Regions from separate parts of the Homo sapiens genome. Here region 2 is linked to region 1. Evidence: read pairs that join two places in POLR2A ChIA-PET (ENCODE). Cell type or tissue: OCI-LY7. All regions are shown on one strand. Links, peaks and the distances in the headings refer to the core of each region. The heading gives the core; the rest is flanking DNA.

Region 1 (5,372 bases), core at 97-5,096:
AGACATGGTGGCTCATGCCGGTAATCACAATACTTTGGGAGGCCAAGGTGGAAGGATTGCGTGAGCCCAGGATTTTGGAACCAGCCCATAGTGAGACCCCTCTCTACCAAAACAACCACCAAAAAGTAGCCGGCACAGTAGCACATGCCTGTGGTCCCAGCTACTGTGGAGGCTGAGGTGGCAGGACGGCTTGAGCCTGGGAGGTTAAGGCTGCAGTGAGCCATGATCGTGCCACTGTACTCCAGCCTGGCTACAGAATGGAACCCTGTCTCAACCAAAAAAAAAAAAAAAAAAAAAAAGCTTTTGTTTTTAGGCAGAATGAAAATATTTTGATTAGAAATTTTGCAAGCTGGCCAAGTGCCATGGCTCATGCCTATAATCCCAGCACTTTGGGAGGTCGAGGCAGGAGGATTGCTTGAGCCCAGGAGTTTGAGGTTACAGTGAGCTACGATCCCACCACTGTAATCACTCCAACCTGTGTGACACAGTGAGACCCTGTTTCAAGAGAGAAAGGAAAGAAGAAAGACAGAAAGGGAAAAGAAGGAAGGAAGGGAGGGAGGAAGGGAATGAGAGAGAGAAAGAGAAAAAAAAGGGAGAGAGAAAGAGAGAGAGAGAGAGAGAGAGATCTCAAAGCTACCAAATCAGTAGGGAGACAGTAATGAAATAACAAGTATGAGAATAAGATACGTGAAATTCGAGTCAGAATGACCAGCGGCCTTGTGGTAGGAAAAGACTATCTGTGGCAAGGTTCTGGTTGGTTTATTTTTTGCGCAAGACAAGCATGAAGAAAAGAAAATGAAGTAATAGGTAAGCCAACTCCACACTATATGAAACAATGAAAAAACCAGGAGTAAACAGGAAATTCAGGCTAAAATGTGACTCAGAAAATAAGCTGCTTGGGAAGCCAAGAAGACCAACTAGTTATCAAATGATTTGATTTCTCAAGAGTAACACCTGTGCATGGAGGGAAAAGAAAAAACCAAAAACCAAGCTGAAAAAAAACGAAAGGAAAAGGAGTAAGGAAGAGCTAAAGGATCATGAAGTCTGTTATCGAGTAGTCATAAACATCAGCCTCTTCAGGCCAAATAAGTGGATTTTAATGCCAAAATAAAATCACTGCCAAAACAAAAGCTAAGCTAAGACAGTGCTTCAGGAAGGCAAGCCTCCTGAATGTCTGGTCATTAAGCAAGATTTTCGAAGACTAAAGCTACTGCTACTTCTCCTTCAATCTCCACCCAACCCCAAACCTACTGATTTCAAGAATATAGCATCTTCCACAAAGGTCTCATGGATAGCATGGAAAAATGTGGGTGAGAGGAAAGTGGAGTGAGCTAAATCCCCAGCAAACTGAACAAAGTGCTCATAATATCCTTGACCCTGTGCTATTCAATATGATTATCAATGATCTGAAGACAAGAATGGCAAACCAGACTTGCAAATAGAATAAACCAATTTGAATAGTACAAAGTGGAAAAGTGACAGCTTTTCACTGATTGCATAATCATTCCCTCTGTACCATCTCCTCCTCTTCTGCCTAGATCAGCATTTCCCAAAATGTGTTCCACAAAACACTGATCCCTGGAAATTAGATCTGAAAAATGGTTTCTCAAGTTTAAAGCATTTGAAAAATTCTGTGTTTTCTTCCTTCTTAGCTGTTGGCACATCAAAGGCTCTGAGAAGTCCTAATCAACAAATTTCTGTCTTGGTTTAACTTAATGTTTCCCGAACATTCGCTCATGAAACACTTTCACACAGTAATCACTGATGGAGGATGGCCTAAAGTTTAGGTCCTAAACTATGTCCAAATTACCTATGCTAAACAAAAATGATTCAATCTCCTTGAGCTAGCTACTACTGCCTCATCACTCTTCTTCCTCTAACTACCAAACTTATTTAAAAAAAAAAAAAAAAGCCAACTTGACATTTCCTGCCTCCTGTTTCCTCATCACTCACTCACTTCTTCATCACTCAAAACCTGGCTTCAGCCCCAGTGCTCTGCTGCAAGTCTTCTCATGATATGTGAACAACTGCACAACCAGCACAACTAAAGGCTTCTTCGGGGCTCCTCAATCCCTCTGCAGGGTCACACAGGAATATTCTCATTTGTTGACACTCTCTTCCTTCAGCTTCCACAACACTGCAGTCGACCCATCTCTTTGACTACTGTGATCTTCTTGGGTTCCTCTTTCTCTTTCCAACCCTTAAATTCTCAGGCCAACTCTTACTTCTCCCTTAAGTAAACTACCCACAGTTTGAAGGCCCCTTTCTACTACTATTCTAACTCCAAACCATTTCTTTGACCTCAGATACACGTTTCCAATGAGCTTTCCATTTGTTCATGTTACTTTTCTCCAAGGACTATACATTCAATACACTCCTACCAAACTCTTTAATTACCCCATCAAAACTTTTTCCTTTTCCCATCTTTCTTGATTCCTATGAATGGGATCACCATTTGGAGGGTGCGGAGAGCAGAGTTAGCCACTTTCTCCTCAGCATGCACACAGCACTTCGAATACACCTCTGTTAAAATATCTACCACAACGGACTCTTAACTGCTTAACTCTTCACCTAGATTTGAGCTCCATCAAAAAGCTGTGCTAAGACACAGCAGAAACTCAACAAATTTGGGAAAATGGATGAATCCTTTCAATCAACATGATTCAAAACCTTTTTTTTTTTTCCAACCAGATTCTCATTTTGTTGCCCAGGCTGGAATGCAGTGGCACAATCATGGCTCACTGCACCCTCCGCCCTCTGGGTTCAAGTGATTCTCCTGCCTCAGCCTCCCAAGTGGCTGGGACTACAGGCATGCACCACCACAACCGGCTAATTTTTGTATTTTTAGTAGAGACAGGGTTTCACCATGTTGGCCAGGCTGGTCTAGAGCTCCAGACCTCAACTGATCCACCTGCCTCTGCCTCCGAAAGTGCTGGGATTACAGGCATGAGCCACTGTGCCTGGCCTATTCAAAACCTTTGAATCATGCCCAACTCATGGCTCATTCATCAAACTCCAATAACACGTACGAAGTTCTCTCGTACTTCTACAAAAGTCCTTGATTCTTCCCATGAACAAGGCCACTATCCTTTCTTCAGATTTAAATGAAACCCCAAACATAAACTACAACTGTCTCCTAACTAGGCAAGAAGTCTCCAGTTTTCCTCTGCCTCCAAGCTACCTCTGCTGCCAGACCAATCCTTCTAAAATGCTACTCTAACCACATTCTCTATCTAACCACTCTAGCCTTGGCTTAGACACCTCCAATGGTTTCCCACCATTTCTAGGAGAGTACAGTTCAAAACCCATAGAAGGTTACCACTGCCTTCCATGTTTGGATCTTTGCTATCTTTCCATCCTTATCTCCTTCTACTACTATGTTCTAGTCTAAGGGTCAGCACACTACAGCCAGTGAACCAAATCCACCCCACTGCCTGTTTTTGTAAAGTCTTATCAGAACTTGGCCATGTTCATTCTTTATGTATTGTCTATGGCTGCTTTTGTGCTACAATGGAAGAATGGAGTAGCTCCAACAGAGACCTTATAGCCTGCAAAGCCCAGAATATTTACTATTTAGCCCTAAGCAGAAAAAAGTGTGCTGACTCTGTTGTAACAGGACAACTGGCTATTCCCTGAAAATGGCCTGTTTCCCACCTGCATTCCTTGTTTCATGCTGTTCCTCTCTCTTGGAAAAACCTTCTCCTGCTTTTTTCCTAAATTGTATGTATTCTTTAAGACCAGCTCAAACGCCACCTTTTTCACAAAGACTTCCCTGATCCCAGAATTAAGGGTGAGCTTCCCTGTGCTCACAGTGCAATATTTGTACCTCTCCTTCACATTTACCACACTGTGTTTGCTGCTATGATTATTGGTGTAAACAATTTCTGCTTCTATGCTATAAATCGACTACCACAATCATTTGCAACATCCACAGAGCATAACAGCATTTTGCTTTATAAATGTTTGTTGAGTTGAAATGAACCCCCCTACAAGCTCAAATATTGGACTGAAACCAACAAGATAAAATTTCATAGGGAGATATTTTTATTTTTTATTTTTTGAGATGGAGTTTTGCTCTTGTTGCCCAGGCTGGAGTGCAGTGGCACCATCTTGGCTCATTGCAACCTCCACCTCCCGGGTTCAAGCAATTCCCCTGCCTCAGTCTCCAGAGTAGCTGGGATTACAGGCGTCTGCCACCACGCCCGGCTAATTTTTTGTATTTTTAATAGACACAGGGTTTCATTGTGTTGGCCAGGCTAGTCTCGAACTCCTGACCTCAGGTGATCCACCAGCCTTGGCCTCCCAAAGTGTTGGGATTACAGGCGTGAGCCACCATGTCCAGCCGGGAGATATTCTTAATAAGGCTTACATGCAGGTCTCCATTTTCATTTTTGTTAGATCTGACAGCTGCATACATGAGAATAATCTAGAGCAGGGTTTCTCAATCCCAGCACTATCACTATTTTGGGCCAGTTCTTTGTTGTAGGGGGCTGTCCTGTGCACTGTAAAACATTTAACAATGTCTTTAACCTCTACCCACTAGATTCCAGTATCGCCTCCACAGTATGACAATACAAAATGTTTCTAGACATTGCCAAACATCTCCTGAGGGCAAAGCTGCCCGCAGTTAAGAAGCACTACTCTAGAAATTTCCAACTATAAGCTAACAGTAAGATGTTGCTGATAAAATGTAGACTATATAGTAATTGTAGTACAGTGTCCAGATTAAGAGATAAGAGCCATACTGTATTCAGTGCTAGTTGACTCACACTTATGAGACTGCGCTCAACTGCAGATTTTAAAAGGACTCTGGGGCCGGGCGCGGTGGCTCATGCCTGTAATCCCAGCACTTTGGGAGGCCAAGGCAGGCATATCCCCTGAGGTCAGGAGTTCGAGATCAGCCTGACCAACATGGAGAAACCCTGTCTCTACTAAAAATACAAAATTAGCTGGGTGTGGTAGCGCATGCCTGTAATCCCAGCTACTTGGGAGGCTGAGGCAGGAGAATCGCTTGAACCTGGGAGGCGGAGGTTGCAGTGAGCCGGGATCACGCCACTGCACTCCAGCCTGGGCAACAACAGCAAAACTCCATCTCAAAAAAAGAAGAAAAAAAGGACCTTGGAAAACTGGAATTCATATAATCAAAGGTGACTAGGCTGATGAGAGACTGGGGAAAATGTCACAGAGGGACATTTAAGTAAATGGAGGTGGTTAGCCTGTACAAGAGGAAGAAAAATCCATGATCTTCAAATAGCTGATGGACTGTTCTGTGGGAGAAAGTTTACTCAGGAAGGCAGATCTAGAACCAGTGGGCAGCACCTGCAGAAAGGCAGGTTTTGGTTCTATACAAGTAAAAGCTTTCTAACAATCAG
Region 2 (5,372 bases), core at 233-5,232, 110 kb after region 1:
AGTACCCTGTCATGTTCTTTGCCAAAGCCCTTCAAGAATCTAACCAAGAATTCAGCCTGGGTGACAGAGCGAGACTGTCAAAAAAAAAAAAAAAAAAAAAAAAAAAAAAAAAAAAGGCTGGGCGCGGTGGCTCACGCCTGTAATCCCAACACTTTGGGAGGCTAAGGTGGGCAGATCACCTGAGGTTGGGAGTTCGAGACCAACCTGACCAACATGGAGAAACCCCATCTCTAATAAAAATGCAAAATTAACTGGGCATGGTGGTGCATGCCTGTAATCCCTGCTACTTGGGAGGCTGAGGCAGGAGAATCGCTTGAACCCGGGAGGTGGAGGTTGCAGTGGGCCGAGATCGTGCTATTGCACTCCAGTCTGGGCAACAAGAGCGAAACTCCATCTCAAAAAAAAAAAAAAAAAAAAAGAATATTAATAAAGTGCGACCAATCACCTAAATGGCGATTTCCGGTGGCAATTTCAGAGGGCTCTTTCTTAGCTTTTGTACAGTTAAAAAAAAATCATAAATCTAAACCAATGGAATAACTAACATAATAAATTTATAAGTAAAACCCTCTAAGTTAAAAAAAAAAAAAAAATCACTGCGGCCGGGTGCGGTGGCTCACGCCTGTAATCCTAGCACTTTGGGAAGCTGAGGTGGGTGGATTGCCTGAGCTCAGGAGGTGGAGACCAGCCCGGGCAACAAAGTGAAACCCCACCTCTACTAAAACACACAAAAAATTAGCTGGGCATGCTGGCGTGCACCTGTAGTCCCAGCCACTCGGGAGGCTGAGACAGGAGAATCGCTTGAACACAGGAGGTGGAGGTTGCAATGAGTGGAGATCGCGCCACTGCACTCTAGCCTGAGCAACAGAGCGAGACTCCGTCTCAAAAAAAAAAAAAAATCACTGCAACTTAAATGACAGTTCAGAATCTCTTGCTGCAGGCTAAAATCTCCAAGAGAGAAAATAAAAATTTCAAAAGAATGATCTAAACAAGTTAATCCAGGCCAGGAATGGTGACATGAGAATCACTTGAGCCCAAGAGGTAGAGGCTGCAGTGATCCAAGATTGTACCACTGCACTCCAGCCTGGGCAAAGAGCAAGACCCTGTCTCAGAAAAAGAGAGAGAAGACAGGGGCTGGGTTCGGGTGCAGTAGAAATTGAGGTAGAAATAAAACTACAAATGCTATGTGGTGAACCTAAAAAGTTCAAGGGAAGCCATGATGGGTAGAAATAATACAACTAATCAAAAACAGTGGCAATAACAACATTCATAGGGAGAAACTGACTAACCTAGACAGCTAAGTAGATAAATTCTGAAAGTAATACAATTGAAGAATCATGAAACTGCCAATGATAATTCTTTTTTTTTTTTGAGACAGAGTCTCACTCTGTCGCCCAGGTTGGAGTAAAGTGGCAGGATCTCGGCTCACTGCAAGCTCCGCCTCCTGGGTTCACGCCATTCTCCTGCCTCAGCCTCCCAAGTAGCTGGGACTACAGGCGCCCGCCACAACGTCCGACTAATTTTTTGTATTTTTAGTAGAGACGGGGTTTCACTGTGTGAGCTAGGATGGTCTCGATCTCCTGACCTTGTTATCTGCCCGCCTCAGCCTCCCAAAGTGCTGGGATTACAGGCGTGAGCCATTGCGCCTGGCCCTGCCAATGATATTCTTAAAAAAAAAAAAAAAAAAAAAAATTAGAGCCAAGCATGGTGGCTCATGCCTGTAATCCCAGCACTTTGGGAGGCCAAGGCGGGCAGATCATGAGGTCAGAGATCAAGACCATCTTGGCCAGCATGGTGAAACCCCATCCCTACTAAAAATACAAAAATTAGCTGGGTGTGGTGGCGCACGCCTGTAGTCCCAGCTACTTGGGAGGCTGAGACAGAAGAATCGCTTTAACCCGGGAGGTGGAGGTTGCAGTGAGCAGAGATTGCGCCACTGCACTCCAGCCTGGCGACAGTGCGAGACTCCGTCTCAAATAAAAAACAAGAACAAAAACAAACTCTGTATGGCTAAGAGAACACGATTTCTTTCTAGAAAGACTCTTAATGACTAACCCTTAAAAAATTACGTGATAAGTGTGATTTCAAAGAAGGCAGTAAGGCGTTGTGGAAAGAGGAAAGACTGTTTTAAGACACACGTGTTGTAATCCCAGCACTTTGGGAAGCCAAGGCAGGCAAGTCACCTGAGATCAGGAATTTGAGACCAGCCTGGCCAACATGCTAAAACCCTGTCTCTACTAAAAATACAAAAAAATTAGCCAGGCGTGGTGGCGAGCGCCTGTAATTCCAGCTACTCGGAAGGCTGAGGCAGGAGAAATCGCTTGGAACCAGGAGGTGGAGATTGCAGTGAGCTGAGATCACGCCACTGCACTCCAGCCTGGTTGACAGAGCAAGACTCTGTCTTAAAAATTAAAAAAGAAATTAAATGAAATGAAATAAAAAAAGAAGTAAAGAAAAAGGCTGCCATGAAAATGTTAATGGCAGAGAAAGCTACCACTGCGGGGAAAACAGGAAGCCTGGCGGTGGTCCTCTATGTGCTTCAGCAGCACATTCCCTGATATGCACTCCACTTCACTTTCTTCAAGAGGTATTTTGCTGCTGTGTTTCTATAGCCTCAAACACAAGCTTACTGAGGGCACTTCTATTTTTCCCTTTATATCAGTCATTCTCTTAACATGAGCATGGTGGCTCATGCCTATAATCCTAGCACTTTGGGAGGCCAATGCGGGTGCATCACTTGAGGTCAGAAGTTCCAGGCCAGCCTGGCCAACATGGTGAAACCCCGTCTCTACTAAAAATACAAAAATTGCTGGGCGTAGTGGTGCATACCTGTGGTCCCAGCTACTTGGGAGGTTAAGGCACAAGAATTGCTTGAACCCAGGAGGCGAAGGTTGCAGTGAGCCGAGATCAGCCACTGCATTCCAGCCTGGGCAACAGAGCAAGACTCTGTCTCAAAAAAAAATAAAAAATAAAAAAATAAAGTTGGGTGCAGTGCCTCATGCCTATAATCCCAGCATTTTGTAGGGCCAAGGTGGGAGGATCACTTCAGCCCAGGAGTTTGAGACCAGCCTGGGCAACATAAGGAAACCCCATCGGCACAAAAAAAAAAAAAAAAAGAAAATAAACTCAGAATAGTTTTATAAAGCACTTGCTTTCTTTGTCATAAGAAGTCAAGAAATTATATAAGTTAAAGAATCTTAGCGCAGTCCCACTGAAGAGATAATCTCTGTCAATATAAACAGTTTCAAATGACAGGTTGTAGCATGTTGCATGTTGGGCGGGGATCACGCCTGCAATCCCAGCACTTTCGGAGGCTGAGACAGGCAGATTGCTTGAGTACAGGACTTTAAGACCAGCCTGGGCAACATGGTGACACACCATCTTTACAAAAAATACAAAAATTAGCCAGGCATGGTGGCACAAGCCTGTAGTCCCATCAGCTTGGGAATCTGAAGTGGGAGGATCACTTGAGCCTGGGAGGCAGAGATTGCAGTGAGCTGTGATGGCACAACTGCACTCCAGCCTGGGCAACAGAGTTGGAAGCCCAAGGTTCAAGCTGACCAAACAGCTGAACAGCCTGCTAAACATAACTGAGAGTAAAGTGCCTGTAATTTAACAGTGGGGGGTGGGATGGGGGGGTAAAATACCTTACTTCTGTCTAATCAGCCAACAGTGAAATGTGACATAGATCCACTGAAAAGAATATAAAAAGCCGGGATGGGCGCGGTGGCTAACGCCTGTAATCCCAGTACTTTGGGAAGCCAAGGCAGGTAGGTCACCTGAGATCAGGAGTTTGAGACCAGCCTGGCCAACATGCTAAAACCCCGTCTCTACTAAAAATACAAAAAAATTAGCCAGGCGTGGTGGCGAGCGCTTGTAATTCCAGCTACTCGGGAGGCTGAGGCAGGAGAATCGCTTGGAACCAGGAGGTGGAGGTTGCAGTGAGCTGAGATCACGCTACTGCACTCCAGCTTGGGTGACAGAGCAAGACTCTGTCTCAAAAAAATAAATAAATAAATTAATTAATTAAATTAAATTAAAAAAAAAGAAGAAAAGAAAAGGCTGCCATGAAAATGTTAATGGCAGAGAAAGCTACTACTGCTGGGAAAACAGGAAGCCTGGCGGTGGTCCTCTATGTGCTTCAGCAGCACATTCCCTGACATGCACTCCGCTTCACTTTCTTCAAGAGGTATTTTGCTGCTGTGTTTCTATAGCCTCTAACACAAGCTTACTGAGGGTACTTCTATATTTTCCTTTATATCAGTCATTATTTAACACATTAAAATCAATTCAGAAAACTATCCATACAACCATTCAATCAAAATCTTGCATAAAAGGGAGTTCACAGACCCAGGCTAAAAGCCCTGGTTTATACTCAGCACAGAGCTCTTCTCAAAGGAGAAACAATCAGTATTGCCGACTAATTCATTTCTCTTAAAAATGCAATAATTAGCTGGGCACGGTGGATCACGCCTGTAATCGCAGCACTTTGGGAGGCCGAGGTGGGCAGATCACCTGAGGTCAGGAGTTCAAGACCAGCCTGACCAACATGGAGAAACCCGTCTCTACTAAAAGTACAAAATTAGCCAGGCATGGTGGCGCATACTTGTAATCCCAGCTACTCGGGAGGCTGAGGCAGGAGAATCGCTTGAACCCAGGAGGCACAGGTTGCAGTGAGCCGAGATCGCACCATTGCACTCCAGCCTGGGCAATATGAGCGAAACTCCATCTCAAAAAAAAAAAAAAAAAAAAAAAAAATGCAATAATTAGGCGCGGTGGCTCACGCCTGTTATCCCAGCACTTTGGGAGGCCAACATGGGTGGATCACTTGAGGTCAGGAGTTCGTCACCTCAACCAGCCTGGCCAACATGATGAAAGCCCATCTCTACTAAAAATAGAAAAATTAGCTGGGCATGGTGGCACATGCCTGTAATCCCAGGTACTAGGGAGGCTGAGGCAGGAGAATTGCTTGAGCCCAGGAGACGGAGGTTGCAGGAGCCAAGATCGTGCCACTGCACTCCAGCCTGGTGACAGAGTGAGACTCGTCTCAGAAACAAAGGCTGGGCATGGTGGCTCACGCCTATAATCCCAGCACTTTGGGAGGCTGAAGTGGGCGGATCACCTGAGGTCGGGAGTTCAAGGCCATCCTGGCTCACACAGTGAAACCCCGTCTCTACTAAAAATACAAAAAATTAGCCAGGTGTGGCGGCTCATGCCTGTAATCCCAGCACTTTGGGAGGCCAAGGCGGGCGGATCATGAGGTCAGGAGATCAAGACCATCCTGGCTAACACTGTGAAACCCTGTCTCTACTAAAAACACAAAAAATTAGCCAAGTGTGGTGGCGGGCGCCTGTAGTCCCAGCTACCGGGAGGCT

What was found. ChIA-PET counts read pairs that join two places held together with the same protein. Peaks named below come from ENCODE experiments on the same cell type or tissue, not always from the same donor. Only the 100,000 strongest peaks of a DNase experiment are listed, where the experiment ranks them.
Region 2: POLR2A ChIA-PET joins it to region 1 with 5 read pairs; 6 of 35 experiments call an interaction of 5 or more read pairs at or near these places.

The regions. Positions count from the first base shown.
Region 1 is chr1:37,849,965-37,855,336 of GRCh38, forward strand. The region is part of intron 2 of MTF1 (metal regulatory transcription factor 1); the gene reads right to left. Among named protein-coding and RNA genes, the nearest start is that of MTF1, 6.9 kb to the right of the region's middle. In OCI-LY7, for the core only: no CTCF peak of the experiment used is centred there; no DNase peak of the experiment used is centred there; H3K27ac peaks cover 854 bases.
Region 2 is chr1:37,962,207-37,967,578 of GRCh38, forward strand. The region is part of intron 15 of SF3A3 (splicing factor 3a subunit 3); the gene reads right to left. Among named protein-coding and RNA genes, the nearest start is that of INPP5B, 18 kb to the left of the region's middle. In OCI-LY7, for the core only: no CTCF peak of the experiment used is centred there; no DNase peak of the experiment used is centred there.